2 separate regions of the Homo sapiens genome follow, and region 1 is linked to region 2. Evidence: read pairs that join two places in POLR2A ChIA-PET (ENCODE). Cell type or tissue: PC-3. All regions are shown on one strand. Region 1 overlaps CENPL (centromere protein L). Region 2 overlaps KLHL20 (kelch like family member 20).

The links. ChIA-PET counts read pairs that join two places held together with the same protein. Peaks named below come from ENCODE experiments on the same cell type or tissue, not always from the same donor. Only the 100,000 strongest peaks of a DNase experiment are listed, where the experiment ranks them.
Region 1: POLR2A ChIA-PET joins it to region 2 with 5 read pairs; 6 of 35 experiments call an interaction of 5 or more read pairs at or near these places.

Annotation. Positions count from the first base shown.
Region 1 is chr1:173,814,118-173,822,117 of GRCh38, forward strand. All of the region lies in intron 2 of CENPL (centromere protein L), which reads right to left. Among named protein-coding and RNA genes, the nearest start is that of DARS2, 6.6 kb to the right of the region's middle. In PC-3, no CTCF peak of the experiment used is centred here; no DNase peak of the experiment used is centred here; H3K4me3 peaks cover 1,430 bases.
Region 2 is chr1:173,755,001-173,763,000 of GRCh38, forward strand. KLHL20 (kelch like family member 20) reads left to right here. Exons shown (of 12, transcript NM_014458.4): 6 at 923-1,038; 7 at 1,976-2,159. Among named protein-coding and RNA genes, the nearest start is that of KLHL20, 44 kb to the left of the region's middle. RefSeq lists an enhancer at 3,934-4,434. In PC-3, no CTCF peak of the experiment used is centred here; a DNase peak (open chromatin) is centred at 4,161; H3K27ac peaks cover 693 bases.

The DNA.
Region 1 (8,000 bases), 59 kb after region 2:
AAGAGCTAACTACCATATATATGTATATATATGCACCCAATACAGGAGCACCCAGATTCATAAAGCAGGTCCTTAGAGACCTAGAAAGAGACTTAGACTCCCACACAATAATAATGGGAGACTTTCACACCCCACTGTCAATATTAGACAGATCAACGAGACAGAAGGTTAACAAGGATATCCAGGACTTAAACTCAGCTCTGCACCAAGTGGACCTAATAGACATCTACATAACTCTCCACCCCAAATCAACAGAATATACATTCTTCTCACCACCACATCCCACTTATTCTAAAATTGACCACATAATTGGAAGCAAAGCACTCTTCAGCAAATGTAAAAGAACAGATATCACAACAAACTGTCTCTCAGACCACAGTACAATCAAATTAGAACTCAGGATTAAGAAACTCATTCAAAACCGCCCAACTACATGGAAACTGAACAACCTGCTCCTGAATGACTACTGGTTAAATAATAAAATGAAGGCAGAAATAAAGACGTTCTTTGAAACCAATGAGAACAAAGACACAATGTACCAGAATCTCTGGGACACATTTAAAGCAGTGTGTAGAGGAAAATTTATAGCACTAAATGCCCACAAGAGAAAGCAGGAAAGATATACAACTGACACCCTAACATCACAATTAAAAGAACTAGAGAAGCAAGAGCAAACAAATTCAAAAGCTAGCAGAAGGCAAGAAATAACAAAGATCAGAGCAAAACTGAAGGAGATAGAAACACAAAAAAACTCTTCAAAAAAATCAATGAATCCAGGAGCTGGTTTTTTGAAAAGATCAATAAAGTTGATAGACCGTTAGCAAGACTAATAAAGAAGAAAAGAGAGAAGAAGCACATAGATGCAATAAAAAATGCTAAAGGGAATATCACCAGTGATCCCACAGAAATACAAACTACCATCAGAGAATACTATAAACACCTCTATGCAAATAAACTAGAAAATCTAGAAGAAATGGATAAATTCCTGGACACATACACCCTCCCAAGACTAAACCAGGAAGAAGTCGAATCACTGAATAGAACAATAACAGGCTCTGAAACTGAGGCAATAATTAATAGCCTACCAACCAAAAAAAGGCTACGACCAGATGGATTCACAGCCAAATTCTACCAGATGTACAAAGAGGAGCTGGTACCATTCCTTCTGAAACTATTCCAATCAACAGAAAAAGAGAGAATCCTCCCTAACTCATTTTATGAGGCCAGCATCATCCTGATGCCAAAGCCTGGCAGAGACACAACAAAAAAAGAGAATTTTGGACCAATATCCCTGATGAACATGGATGCAAAAATCCTCAATAAAATACTGGCAAACTGAATCCAGCAGCACATCAAAAAGCTTATCCACCATGACCAAGTCAGCTTCGTTCCTAGGATGCGAGGCTGGTTCAACATACGCAAATCAATAAATGTAATTCATCACATAAACAGAAACAACAACAAAAACCACATGATTATCTCAATAGATGCAGAAAAGGCCTTCAACAAAATTCAATAGGCCTTCATGCTAAAAACTCTCCATAAACTAGATATTGATGGAACATATCTCAAAATAATAAAAGCTATTTATGACAAACCCACCGCCAATATCATACTGAATGGGCAAAAACTGGAAGCATTCCCTTTGAAAACTGGCACAAGACAGGGATGCCCTCTCTCACCACTCCTATTCAATATACTGTTGGAAGTTCTGGCCAGGGCAATCAGGCAAGAGAAAGAAATAAAGGGTATTCAATTAGGAAAAGAGGAAGTCAAATTGTCCCTGTTTGCAGATGACATGACTGTATATTTAGAAAACCCCATTGTCTCAGCCCAAAATCTCCTTAAGCTGTTAAGCAACTTCAGCAAAGTCTCAGGATACAAAATCAATGTGCAAAAATCACAAGCATTCCTATACACCAATAACAGACAGAGAGCAAAATCATGAGTGAACTCCCACTCACAATTGCTACAAAGAGAATAAAATACCTAGCAATCCAACTTACAAGGGATGTGAAGGATCTCTTCAAGGAGAACTACAAACCACTGCTCAACAAAATAAAAGAGGACACAAACAAATGGAAGAACATTCCATGCTCATGGATAGGAAGAATCAATATCGTGAAAATGGCCATACTGCCCAAGGTAATTTATAGATTCAGTGCCATCCCCATCAAGCTACCAATGACTTTCTTCACAGAATTGGAAAAAACTACTTTAAAGTTCATACGGAAACAAAAAAGAGCCCACATTGCCAAGACAATCCTAAGCAAAAAGAACAAAGCTGGAGGCATCATGCCACCTCGCTTTAAACTATACTACAAGGCCACAGTAACCAAAACAGCATGGTACTGGTACCAAAACAGAGATATAGACCAATGGAACAGAACAGAGGCCTCAGAAATAACACCACACATCTACAACCATCTGATCTTTGACAAACCTGACAAAAACAAGAAACGGGACAAAGATTCCCTATTTAATAAATGGTGCTGGGAAAACTGGCTAGCCTTATGTAGAAAGCTGAAACTGGATCCCTTCCTTACACCTTATACAAAAATTAATTCAAGATGGATTAAAGATGTAAATGTTAGACCTAAAACCATAAAAACCCTAGAAGAAAACCGAGGCACTATCAATCAGGACACAGGCATGGGCAAGGACTTCATGACTAAAACACCAAAAGCAATGGCAACAAAAGCCAAAATAGACAAATGGGATCTAATTAAACTGAAGACCAGGCCGGGCGCAGTGGCTCACGCCTGTAATCTCAGCACTTTGGGATGCTGAGGCGGGTGGATCACAAGGTCAGGAGTTCGAGCCCAGCCTGGCCAATATGGTGAAACACCATTTCTACTAAAAATACAAAAATTAGCCAGGCATGGTGATGTGCGCCTATACTCTCAGCCACTTGGGAGGCTGAGGCAGGAGAATCGCTGAACCCAAGGAGGCAGAGGTTGCAGTGAGCCAAAATCGTGCCCCTGCACTCTAGCCTGGGTGACAGAGCGAGACTCCGTCTCAGAAAAAAAAGAAAGCAAAAAAATAAATAAATAAATACTGTCTGCACAGCAAAAGAAACTACCATCAGAGTGAACAGGCAATCTACAGAATGGGAGAAAATTTTTGCAATCTACCCATCAGACAAAGGGATAATATCCAGAATCTAAAAAGGACTTAAACAAATTTACAAGAAAAAAACAAACAACCCCATCAAAAAGTGGGCAAAGGATATGAACAGACACTTTTCAAAAGAAGACATTTATGAAGCCAACAAACACATGAAAAAATGCTCTTCATCACTGGTCATCAGAGAAATGCAAATCAAAACCACAATGAGATACCATCTCACACCAGTTAGAATGGCGATCATTAAAAAGTCAGGAAACAACAGATGCTGGAGAGGATGTGGAGAAATAGGAATGCTTTTACACTGTTGGTGGGAGTGTAAACTAGTTCAACCATTGTGGAAGACAGTGTGGCAATTCCTCAAGGATCTAGAACTAGAAATACCATTTGACCCAGCGATCCCGTTACTGGGTATATACCCAAAGGATTATAAATCATGCTATTATAAAGACACATGCACACATATGTTTATTGCGGCACTATTCACAATAGCAAAGACTTGGAACCAACCCAAATGTCCACAATGATAGACTGGATTAAGAAAATGTGGCACATATATACCATGGAATGCCATGCAGCCATAAAAAAGAATAAGTTCATATCCTTTGCAGGGACATGGATGAAGCTGGAAACCATCATTCTCAGCAAACTATCACAAGGACAGAACACCAAACGCCGCATGTTCTCACTCATAGGTGGGAATTGATCAATGAGAACAATTGGACACAGGGCGGGGAATATCACATACCGGGGCCTGTCGAGGGGTCAGTGGCTGGGGGAGGGATAGCATTAGGAGAAATACCTAATGTAAATGATGAGTTGATGGCTGCAGCAAACCAACATGGCACATGTATACCTATGTAACAAACCTGCACATTTTGCACATGTACCCTAGAACTTAAAGTATAATTTAAAAAATAAAATAAATTTTTTAAAAATGTTAAAAAAAAAATCTGTCATCCCTTCACAAAGCTAATTCCTTAGCCACAACTAAGAGTTCTCCGTATCCAGAGTAATCCATTCTTCCAAAAATAGCACTTTATTTTATCTATGCAAAAACCTTTACAGTAACAAGACAAATCCTAAACTCTTCTGCTGGGTTTAAGGTCTTTCTAATTCAGCTTCTCTTTATTTTCCTAATTCTCCTCTCCAACCTGGGACATAAACATATTCTTATCTTCATGTGTTTGCTTCTCAACTGCATTTCCTATCTTAAGCGTCCTTTTCCCATCTCACCTCCTTTAAGACCATGCTAGAAATTTGATCTCCTTTCAAACTAGGGTGTTTTTAACCTTTTGGTCCTGAAATACCTATGGCATACATTTTTATCTGTTATCTGTTATCAGTGGCTCATTCCTGGAAGCAGAGTATGCATGTGTGTGTGTGTGCTGAATGAGCTCTCATCTCTAAATAAGTCTGAAAAAATCCCTCAAGAATGTTCTACAAAATCCTTGGAGATATACCAGCACACATAGCTTTCCTCAATCACCCAGTCTGTACCACTCATTTTAGCCCCTGTTCATATACTTCCTTGTACCATTTTTCAGTGTGTATTTCTTGTACCCTCAGTAAAACTAAGCTACTGTCACTGAAACCATGCTTTATATTTCTCTTGTATAATTACCCAAATACAAGGCTGAGTGTCCTTTAATTGTTAAACAAGTATTGGTTCAATTAAACGGAAGTATTTCATAGAACTTCCAAATTAGGGCCGGGCATGGTAGCTCATGACTGTAATCCCAACACTTTGGGAGGCTGAAGCAGGTGGATCACTTGAGCTCAGATGTCTGAGACCAGCCTGGGCAACGCTGTGAGACTCCATCTCTACAAAAAATAAAAAATAACTAGCCAGGTGTGGTAGTGCACACCTGTGGTCCCAGCTACTCAGGAGGCTGAAGTAGGACTGCATGAGCCCAGGAGGTCAAGGCTGCAGTGAGATGTGATCATGCCACCGAATTCCAGCCTGGGTGACACAGCAAGACCCTCTCAAGAAAAAAAGAAACACAAAATTAAAATACAATTTTCATTAAAAGGAATTATCATTTCAAAGTTATGATTAGTCTCAGCTGGGCGTAGTGGCTCACGCCTGTAATCCCAGCACTTTGGGAGGCCGAGGAAAAGTGGATCACCTGCAGTCAGAAGTTTGAGACCAGCCTGACCAACATGGTGAAACTCCGTCTCTACTAGAAAAACAAAAATTAGCTGGGTATGGTGGCACACACCTGTAGTCCCAGCTACTCAGGAGGCTGAGAGGAGAATCGCTTGAACCCGGGAGGTGGAGGCTTCAGTGAGCCAAGAGCACACCACTGCACTCCAGCCTGGGTGAGACAGAGCAAGACTCCATCTCAACAACAACAACAAAAGTTATTAGTCTCAACTACTACACAATTACCCTTTTGAAAAGTTTTTTACGAATAAAAAGTTATATTACTATATTTACTTATTTTATTTTATTTTATTTTTTGAGATGGAGTCTCACTGTTGTTGGCCTGGGCTGGAGTGCAATGGCGCGATCTCGGCTCACTGCAACCTCTGCCTCCTGGGCTCCAGCAATTCTCTTGACTCAGTCTCCTGAGTAGCTGAGATTACAGCTGCCCGCTACCATGCCTGGCTAATTTTTTGTTTGTTTTTTTTTTTGTATTTTTAGTAGAGACAGTGTTTCACCATGTTGGCCAGGCTGGTCTTGAACTCCTGACCTCAGGTGATCCACCAGCCTCCCAAAGTGTTGGGATTACAGGTGTGAGCCACCGCACTCGGCCCATATTTAAATAGTATTATATTTAAAATAGCACAGGTTGAGCATCCCTTACCCAAAATGCTTGGGATCAAAAGTGTTTTTGAATTTCAGATTTTCTCAAATTTGGGAATATTTGTATCACACTGGTCAAGCATCCTTAATCCAAAAATCTGAAATCCAAAATGCTCCAGTGAACATTTCCTTCCAGCATCATGTCAGTGCTCAAAAAGATTCACGTTATGGGGCATTTCAGACTTCAGATTTAACCTGTAACTTCTATTTCAATATGTTAGACTAGGACACCATTTATATCTTGCACAAAACTCCACAAATTAAACATGTAGTCCTAGCATGGACAACACAGCAAGACCCCATCTTTCAAAAAAAAAAAAGGAATTAGCCTGGCATGATGGTAGTCGTAGCCACTCCAGAGGCTGAGGCAGGAGGAGTGCTTGAGCCCAGGAGTTTGAGGCTGCAGTGAGCTATGATCACACCACTGCACTTTAGTCTGAGCAAGAGTGAGACCCTCTCTAATTAATAAATAAATAAATACATAAACTAAACATGTAGCATTATTTGTCCTTAAAGCTCAAATAATGTCCAGAGCAAGTTCATATACCACACAATTTATTTATTTATTTTTAGAAATGTTCATAGTAGCTTTATTCATAATAGCCAAAAATTGAAAACAACTCAGTGGGTGAATGATAAATAAACTGTGGTACATCCACACCATGTAATAGTACTCAGCAATGAAAAGAAACAAATTATTGATACATGCAACAACTTGGATGTTAAAGCCAATCCAAAAAGGTCACATATAAAATTTCATACATTTAACATTTTTAAAATGACAAAGTTAAAGGAATGAAAACAGATGAGTGGCTGACAGAGATCAGGGAAAGGGAAGAGGGTGGGAGGGACATAAATGTGACTATAAAAAGGCAACACAAGAATTCCTTGTGGTGATGGAACTGTATCTTGACTGTAGTGAATACATGACTCTACACCAGACACCACACAATTTAAATAGCAGCTATTCTAAAGCATCCTAGCTTTAAATGCATATTGAATTACCTATTTCAAAGGGAATTTTAATCAATCCTACTTAGACAGAATGTTTCCTTCAAATTTGTTACTTGGTACAATAATTGCTAACACTTATTGAGCATTCATCATGTTTCAGGTACTCTTCTAAGCCCTTTATAAATATTTTCTCATTTAATCTTCAAACAACCCCATGAAGTAGATCATGCTCCCAGCTAACAAATAGGAAATCAGACAAGTTAAGTAACTTGCCAAAGTCAACAAGTTAGAGTGGAAGAGTCAGGATTTGAATCCAGACAGTCTAACTCTGCAATGAGTGCACTTAGCTACTTCTTTCACGTTGCCTTTTAAACAGGGATCAATTATGAGGCAACATAAGCCCTGCTGAATTTGACTCCTTAAAAGAGAAATGCTATGAATCCCAAAAAGATTTTAAAGTCTAGGTGACTTTAAAAAGTCTAGCAATAAATGTAGGTGAGAAAAAGACTATCAGCACTAAGAGGGATGGTTTTGAAAAAACATGTCAATTGTGTATTTAATGTTAACGTAAAATAGCCCAATCCACGAATTAAAGATTAGCAAATGATTTATACTTATTTTACCTTCTCATCTCACACTCAAGAATGTGTAATTTTTGCCCAGCACAATAATCCAGAGGTTATTAATATACCTTGGCTCAATATATTACTGTCCCAATACTCTTCCTTCCAATCGGAAGCAAAGAGGTCCTCTTACTTGTATCTCCCCTGGACACCATCTCCTTTGTGTACTTCAGCCTTTTTTTTTTTTTTTTTTTTTTTTGAGACAGGGTCTCACTCTGTTGTCCAGGCTGGAGTGCAGTGGCCTGATATCACTGCAGCCTCCACCTGCTGGGCTCAGGCGATCCTCCCACCTCAGCCTCTCGAGTAGCTAGGACTACAAGCGTGCACCACCACAACCAGGCTGTACTTCACATCTCTATCATCTTTAATCACTCCTATACAGGATCCTTTTCTTTCACTGCCAAGCATATTCTAGTATTTCTAACATTAAAAATTTGTGTTTAAATCCAATTCGTCTCATTCCTTCTGAGACCAATCTCCTGGAAACG
Region 2 (8,000 bases):
ATTATTTGTAGGAACCCTCAAATGACCTAACAAGCTATTAGGAGATCAAAGTCTTTGTCTTTTTTTTTTTTTTTTTTGAGACGGAGTCTCGCTCTGTTGCCAGGCTGGAGTGCAGTGGTGCAATCTCGACTCACTGCAACCTCTGCCTCCCAAGTTCAACCGATTCTCCTGCTTCAGCCTCCTGAGTAGCTGGGACTACAGGCGCGTACCACCACACCCAGCTACTTTTTGTATTTTTAGTAGAGACGGGGTTTCACCATATTGGCCAGGATGGTCTCAATCTCTTGACCTCATGATCCACCGCCCCTCAGCCTCCCAAAGTGCTGGGATTACAGGCGTGAGCCACTGCAAAGTCATTACATGTGTAATTACTAGACTCTTCTCTTAAAGTGTCTTAACAAGACAGGAAATATGTCTCGGTAGACTTGTTGAGAGTAAACCATTCATATGTTACCAGATAGCAAATTTGTGGCAGTACAGTGTTTCTTTTCAGCAATCCGATTTTTGACCCAGTTTTATTACTTTAATCTAGCAAATAACTATTGCCCTGGCTGATGTGCTACCTTGCTAATATCTTGCAGAATCTAATAAAATTTATTAAAAAGTAGTAACTCTGCAGTGTGGTAATCAAATTGTAATTTTTACTTTTCTATAAGTTATTGTTGGCTGTAAGCATGTTGAGCTTTAGGCTAAATTTGCAGTGAGACATGAGTCATGATGGAAATACCAATCAATTCACAACTCAGTTTGACTGGCATTATTGGTTTCATGTTTGTGCCAATTTTAATATTGGCTGGCATTCATGATTTGGTTTGATTTATGCTTGCTTCCCTTTGCCAACCTATATATTCCTAAACTACATTGGGACTTAACTAACAATGTAATTTAGATATTTGGAATAAAGGCAGAATTTTTTCTACAGAGACTTGGTAGATGAGGCTAAAAACTACCTCCTATTGCCGCAAGAACGACCACTAATGCAAGGACCAAGGACGAGACCACGGAAACCTATCCGATGTGGGGAAGTACTCTTTGCAGGTTTGGATCTTAATATACTGTTAGTAAATTGAGTATTTTCCCAGGTGAGAAACTGTCATTTGAAAAATCCTTTGGACAATTATGATATTTACTGTCATAAGACACAAATAATAAGTCAGCATATAGCTTGACTCATAACCCATGATTCCACACTGATATACTCCAAAAGAGTGCTCTATTCTTTTTTCTCATTCAACACCTTTAATATCTATTTTTATATAAATCCAAAAATGTTGGCTGGTCACAGTGGCTCATGCCTATACAGCTTTCTGGAGGCCAGGCGTTTGAGACCAGCCTGGGCAATATAGGGAGGCCCCATCTTTACAAAAAATAAGAAAAACAATTGGCTGAGTGTGGTAGTGCATGTCTGTAGTCCCAGCTACTTGGGAGGCTGAGACAGGAGGATGGCTTGAGCCTAGGAGGTCAAGGCTGCAGTGAGCTGTGATTGCACCACTGTACTCCAGCCTGGGGAACAGAACAAGATCCTGTCTCAAAAAATAAAAAATAAAAATGTCGTGCAGTAGATGTTTTGTTGAAATGAGTCACATGCATTAATTTATATATCAATGTGCAGCTCATCCCATAATCACATGGAATTGTGAAAAAACATTAAACAATTATAATTTATTTCTCCATTCTATGCATATCCATCTATAATTTCTCCATTCTATCCATATATACATATTATCTCATAATCCTATGTGAATTGGTATCATTGCCTTCCTTTGTAAAATAGACGTAATACTAACTTATTTACAGAATTGATTAAAGATTATAGCAATCCCAGTGGAATGAGTTGAAGTCATAACTTGCATTTTGACCTACTACTAGAGACATTTGGTGAGTCTAAGCATTAGGTCACAGTGAAGTTAGTAGTGAGTGTTACATTTTATGCTTCAGGATAGGATTCTCTTGACCATTTCTGTTACTTCCCCAGTTGGTGGTTGGTGCAGTGGAGATGCCATTTCCAGTGTTGAACGATATGATCCACAGACCAATGAATGGAGAATGGTGGCTTCAATGAGCAAAAGGAGATGCGGAGTTGGGGTCAGTGTTCTTGATGATCTGTTATATGCAGTAGGAGGCCATGATGGATCCTCTTATCTCAATAGTGTTGAAAGGTGAGTAAGGTCAATCTGTAATTTTCTCTCTACTATTCATATAGTTTTATTTGAGATGTTAATTAGGAAACAAATTGATTTAATGCTTTAGTATTGCATCTGTGGCACTAGTTGGCAACCTAAACAAGTTAGTATGATACACAAATTCTTTATGATCTGGTCTCCGCCTATTTTTCTAGTCTGTCTCCCATGACACACTACCACTCCCTAAGCATGCTACTACAGACACATCAAATTGCCTGCAGTTCCTTGGACATGCTGCATGTCCATTCCAAGTCATACCTCTCTCCTTACATATATGCATGCTGTTCTTTTTTCCCTGGGATACTTCTGCCACTTTAAGACTTACATTTCCTTTGGCCAGGTGCAGTGGCTCATGCCTGTAATCCCAGCTACTCGGGAGGCTGAGGCAGGAGAATGGCCAGAACCTGGGAGGCAGAGCTTGCAGTGAGCCGAGATCACGCCACTGCACTCCAGCCTAGGCAAAAGAGCGAGACTCCTTCTCAAAAAAAAAAAAAAAAGAAAAAAAAGACTTACATTTTCTTCAAGACACAAATGTTACTTAATACATACAACTTTCTATGATACCATACAGATGAGTTAGTTACTAGTTACTTGTTCCTTTGCCCTTCCATAAGTATTTTGAACATGTTTGTACATATCCATCACATTGTACTATACGTGTTGAAATGTGTTTCACCATAATATCTATCGCAGTGACTGGGCACATTGGGAATCTCTAGTAACTGATGTTTCAATAGCTTCTTGCTCTCAAGAAGCTGTGTTGATTAACAGTGACTCTTTGTTTCCATAACACATCTATGAAACGCTGCCGCATATCAAGTTCTAAAGATATAGATTGTGCAGCTGGGGAAAAATCTTAAAAAGCAGAGGGATCAGTCCCATAGAAGTAAAACAACTGCAACATGGAGAAACCTCATCTCTACAAAAAATACAAAAATTTACTAGTTGTAGTGGTGCACGCCTGTGAGTCCCAGCTACTCAGGAGACTGAGGCAGGAGGCCCGCTTGAGCCTGGGAGGTAAAGGTTGCCATGAGATGAGATTGCGCCATTGCACTCTAGTCTGGGTGACAGAGCAAGACTCTCTCAAAAAAAAAAAGAAAAAGAAAACAACACACACACTTAAAAATAAATTGATGACATCACAGAAGGGAAAAAATAAATTGATGGCATCACAGAAGGGATCATGGCAGACGGGAGGCAGGACTAGACTGAAGCTCCAGACCGGGCAACATGCGGAGGCTTGATTGCAAATGTTAGCTCCAGACTGACTGCAAGAAAAAATCAGCAATCTCAAGAGGACCCACAGACCCTCTGAAGAAAGCGGACTGCTCCTGCAGCACCCGGGAGAAACCCCAAATATTGGGAGTGCCCCAACTGCAGAAATGGGAAAGGGAGACCCTCCTCTCCCAAACACACACCCCCACTGGAGAAGCTGAAGGTCTGTTTGCAGGAGAAGTTTCCAACTTTACCTGGAGCTGAGTCAAGTTAGAGAGGCAAGCGAAATAACAGGGGTAGAGGAAGCAGCAGAAAGGCCCTGGGAGTTTGCTGGGTCCCCAAGCAGGCCATTCCTGCCTGGCACCACAGGGATCCATTGGGAGGGTGGCCAGAGGAGCAGGGGATAAAACTCCCCAGGGAGAAGGAATTCTCTAGCTGAACTTTGTAACAATTTGAACAGGGTGAGAAGCCTCCTGACCAGAACTCAAGGTAGGGTGCAAATCCTGCATGCAGACTTCACCGGCAGGGGGAAAACTAAAGCCCTTTTCTCTTGCAGCTGGGAGGCGGATAGCCTGGGGCAAGCCTGCTGCCCGCCTGTGGCCTGGAAACAGACTCAGAGTTGTGAGAGGGGCACGGTGGGAGTGAGACCATGGGAGTGAGACCAGCCCTTCAGTTTGTGTGGGAGCTGAGTGAGGCCTGTGACTGCCGGCTTTCCCCCACTTTACTGACAACCTGCATGACTCAGCAGAGGCAGTCATAATCTTCCTAGGTACACAACTCAAGTGACCTAGGAATCTCTTCCCCCATCCCCAACAGCAGTCGCAACAAGACCCGCCCAAGGAGAGTCTGAGCTCAGACATGCCTAATCCTGCCCCCACCTGATGGTCCTTCCCTGTCCACCCTGGTAGTGGAAGACAAAGGGCATATAATCTTGGGAGTTCTAGGACCCCACCTACCACCAGTCTCTCTCCACACTACTACAGCTGATGTTTTCTGGAAAGCACCACCTCCTGGCAGGAGGCCAACCAACACAAAAATAGGGTATTAAACCACCAAAACTAAGGATCCTCACGGAGTCCATTGCACCCTCCACCAGAACAGGTGCTGGTATCCACAGCTGAGAGACCCATAGATGGTTCACATCACAGGACTCTGTGCAGACATCCCCTACTACCAGCCCAGAGCTGAGTAGACTTGCTGGGTGGCTAGACCCAGAAGAGAGACAGCAATCACTGCAATTTGGTTCACAGGAAGCCACATCCATAGGAAAAGAGAGAGAATACTACATCAAGGGAACACTTCGTGGAACAAAAGAATCTGAACGATAGCCTTCATCCCTAGACCTTCCCTCTGACAGAGCCTACCCCAATGAGAAGGAACCAGAAAACCAACCCTGGTAACATGATAAAACAAGGCTCTTCAACACCCCCAAAAAATCATACTAATTCACCAGCAATGGATCCAAACCAAGAAGATTCCCTGATTTACCTGAAAAAGAATTCAGGAGGTTAGTTATTAAGCTAATCAGGGAGGGACCAGAGAAAGGCAAAGCCCAAGGCAAGGAAATCCAAAAATGATACAAGAAGTGAAGGGAGAAACACTCAAGAAAATAGATAGCTTAATGAAAAAACAAAAATTCAGGAAACTTTGGACACACTTTTAGAAATGCAAAATGCTCTAGAAAGTCTCAGTAATAGATATGAACAAGTAGAAGAAAGAAATTCAGAGCTCAAAGACAAGGTCTTTGAATTAACCCAATCCAACAAAGACAAAGAAAAAAGAATAAGAAAATATGAACAAGCCTCCAAAAAGTCTGGGATTATGTTAAACAACCAAACCTGAGAATAATCGGTATATCCGAGGAAGAAGAGAATTCTAAAAGCCTGGAAAACATACTCGGGAGAGTAATCAAGGAAAATATCCCCAGCCTTGTGAGAGACCTAAACATCCAAATACAGGAAGCACAAAGAACACCTGTGAAATTCATCACAAAAAGATCTTTCCCTAGGCACGTTGTCATCAGGTTATCCAAACTCAAGATGAAGGAAAGAATCAAGAGCCATGAGACAGAAGCACAGGGTAACTTATAAAGGAAAACCTACCATATTAACAGCAGACTTCTCAGCAGAAACCCTATAAGCTAGAAGGAATTGGGGACCTATCTTCAGCCTCCTCAAACAAAACAATTATCAGCCAAGAATTTCGTATCCAGTGAAACTAAGCATCGTATGTGAACGAAAGATAAGCCGTTTTCAGACAAAGAAATGCTGAGATAATTCGCCATTACCAAATCACCACTACAAGAACTTCTAAAAGGAGCTGTAAATCTTGAAAGAAATCCTGGAAACACATCAAAACAGAACCTCTTTAAAGCATAAATCACACAGTACCCATAATGCAAAAATACAAGTTAAAAAGCAAAAACACAAAACAAAACCAAAGTACATAGGCAAGAAAGAGCACTACGAAAGTAAAGTAACGGTACCTCACATTTCAATACTAACATTGAATGTAAATGACCTAAATGCTCCACTTAAAAGGTACAGAACCGCAGAATGGATAAGAACTCACCAACCATCTGCTGCCTTTGGGAGACTCACCTAACACATAAGGACTCACATAAACTTAAAGCAGTGGAAAAAGGCATTTAATGCAAATGGACACCAAAAGCGAGCAGGGGTAGCTCTTCTTATATCAGACAAAACAAACTTTAAAGCAACAGTGGTTAAAAGAGACAAAGAGGGACAGTATATAATGGTAAAAGGCTTTGTCCGACAGAAAAATATCATAGTCTTAAACATACATGCACCTAACACTGGAGCTCCCAAACTTATAAAACAATTACTAATAGACCCAAGAAATGAGATAGACAGCAACACAATAATAGTGGGAGACTTCAATATTCCACTGACAGCACTAGACAGGTCATCAAGAGGGAAATTCAACAAAGAAACAATGGATTTAAACTATACCTTGGAAAAAATGGACTTAACAGATATATACAGAACATTTCATCCAAAACCCACAGGATACACATTCTATTCAACAGCTCATGGAACTTTCTCCAAGATAGACCATAAGATAGGTCATAAAATGAGCCCCAATAAACTTAAGAAAATTGAAATTATATCAAGCACTCACTCAGACCACTGTGGAATAAAACTGGAAATCAACTCCAAAAGGAACCTTCAAAACCATGCAAATACATGGAAATTAAATAACCTGCTCCTGCATGAGCATTGGGTCAAAAACGAAATCAAGATGGAAATTTAAAAATTCTTCAAACTTAATGACAGTAATGACACAACCTATCAAAACCTCTGGGATACACAGCAAAGGCGGTGCTAAGAGGAAAGTTCATAGCCCTAAATGCCTACATCAAAAAGTCTGAAAGAGCACAAACAGGTCACACCTCAAGGAACTAGGGAAACAAGAACCAATCAAACCCAAACCCAAAGGAAATAACCAAGATCAGAGCAGAGCAAAATGAAATTGAAACAAACAAACAAAAGACCAAAAGATAAATGAAACAAAAAGCTGGTTCTTTGAAAAGATAAATAAAATTGATAGACCATTACCAAGATTAACCAAGAAAAGGAGAGAAAATCCAAATAACCTCACTAGAAAATGAAACAGGAGCTATTACAACTGACACCACTGAAATACAAAAGATCATTCAAGGCTACTATGAACACCTTTACACATATAAACTAGAAAACCTAGAAGAGATGAATAAATTACTGGAAAAATGCAACCCTCCTATCTTAAATCAGGAAGAATTAGATACCCTGAACAGACCAATAACAAGCAGCAAGATTGAAGTGGTAATTTAAAAATTACAACAAAAAAAAAGTCCAGGACCAGACGGATTCACAGCAGAATTCTACCAGACATTCAAAGAAAAATTGGTACCAATCCTTTTGACACTATTCCACAAGATAGGGAAAGAAGGAACCCTCCCTAATAATTCATAATTCATTCTGTGAAGCCAGCATCACCCTAATACCAAAACCAGGAAAGGACATAACTAAAAAAGAAAACTACAGACCAATATCCTTGATGAATGTAGATGCTAAAATCCTCAACAAAATACTAGCTAACCAAATCCAACATCATATCAAAAAGATAATCCACCATGATCAAGTGTGTTTCACACCAGGGATGCAGGGATGGTTTAACATATAGAAGTCAATAAATGTGATACACCACATAAACAGAATTAAAAACAAAAATCACATGGTCATGTCAATAGATGCAGAAAAAGCATTCGACAAAACCCAGCATCACTTTATGATTAAAACTCTCAGCAAAATTGGCATACAAGGGACATACTTTAATAAAAGCCATCTATAACAAACCCACAGCCAACATACTGAATGGGGAAAAGTTGAAAGCATTCCCTGTGAGCATGGGGTAAAAGACAAGGATGCCCACTCTCACCACTCCTCTTCAACATAGTACTGGAAGTCCTAGCCAGAGCAATCAGACAAGAGAAAGAAATAAAGGGCATCCAAATCAGTAAAGAGGAAGTCATACTGTCACTGTTTGCTGATGATATGATTGTTTACCTTGAAAATCCTAAGGACTCCTCTAGAAAGCTCC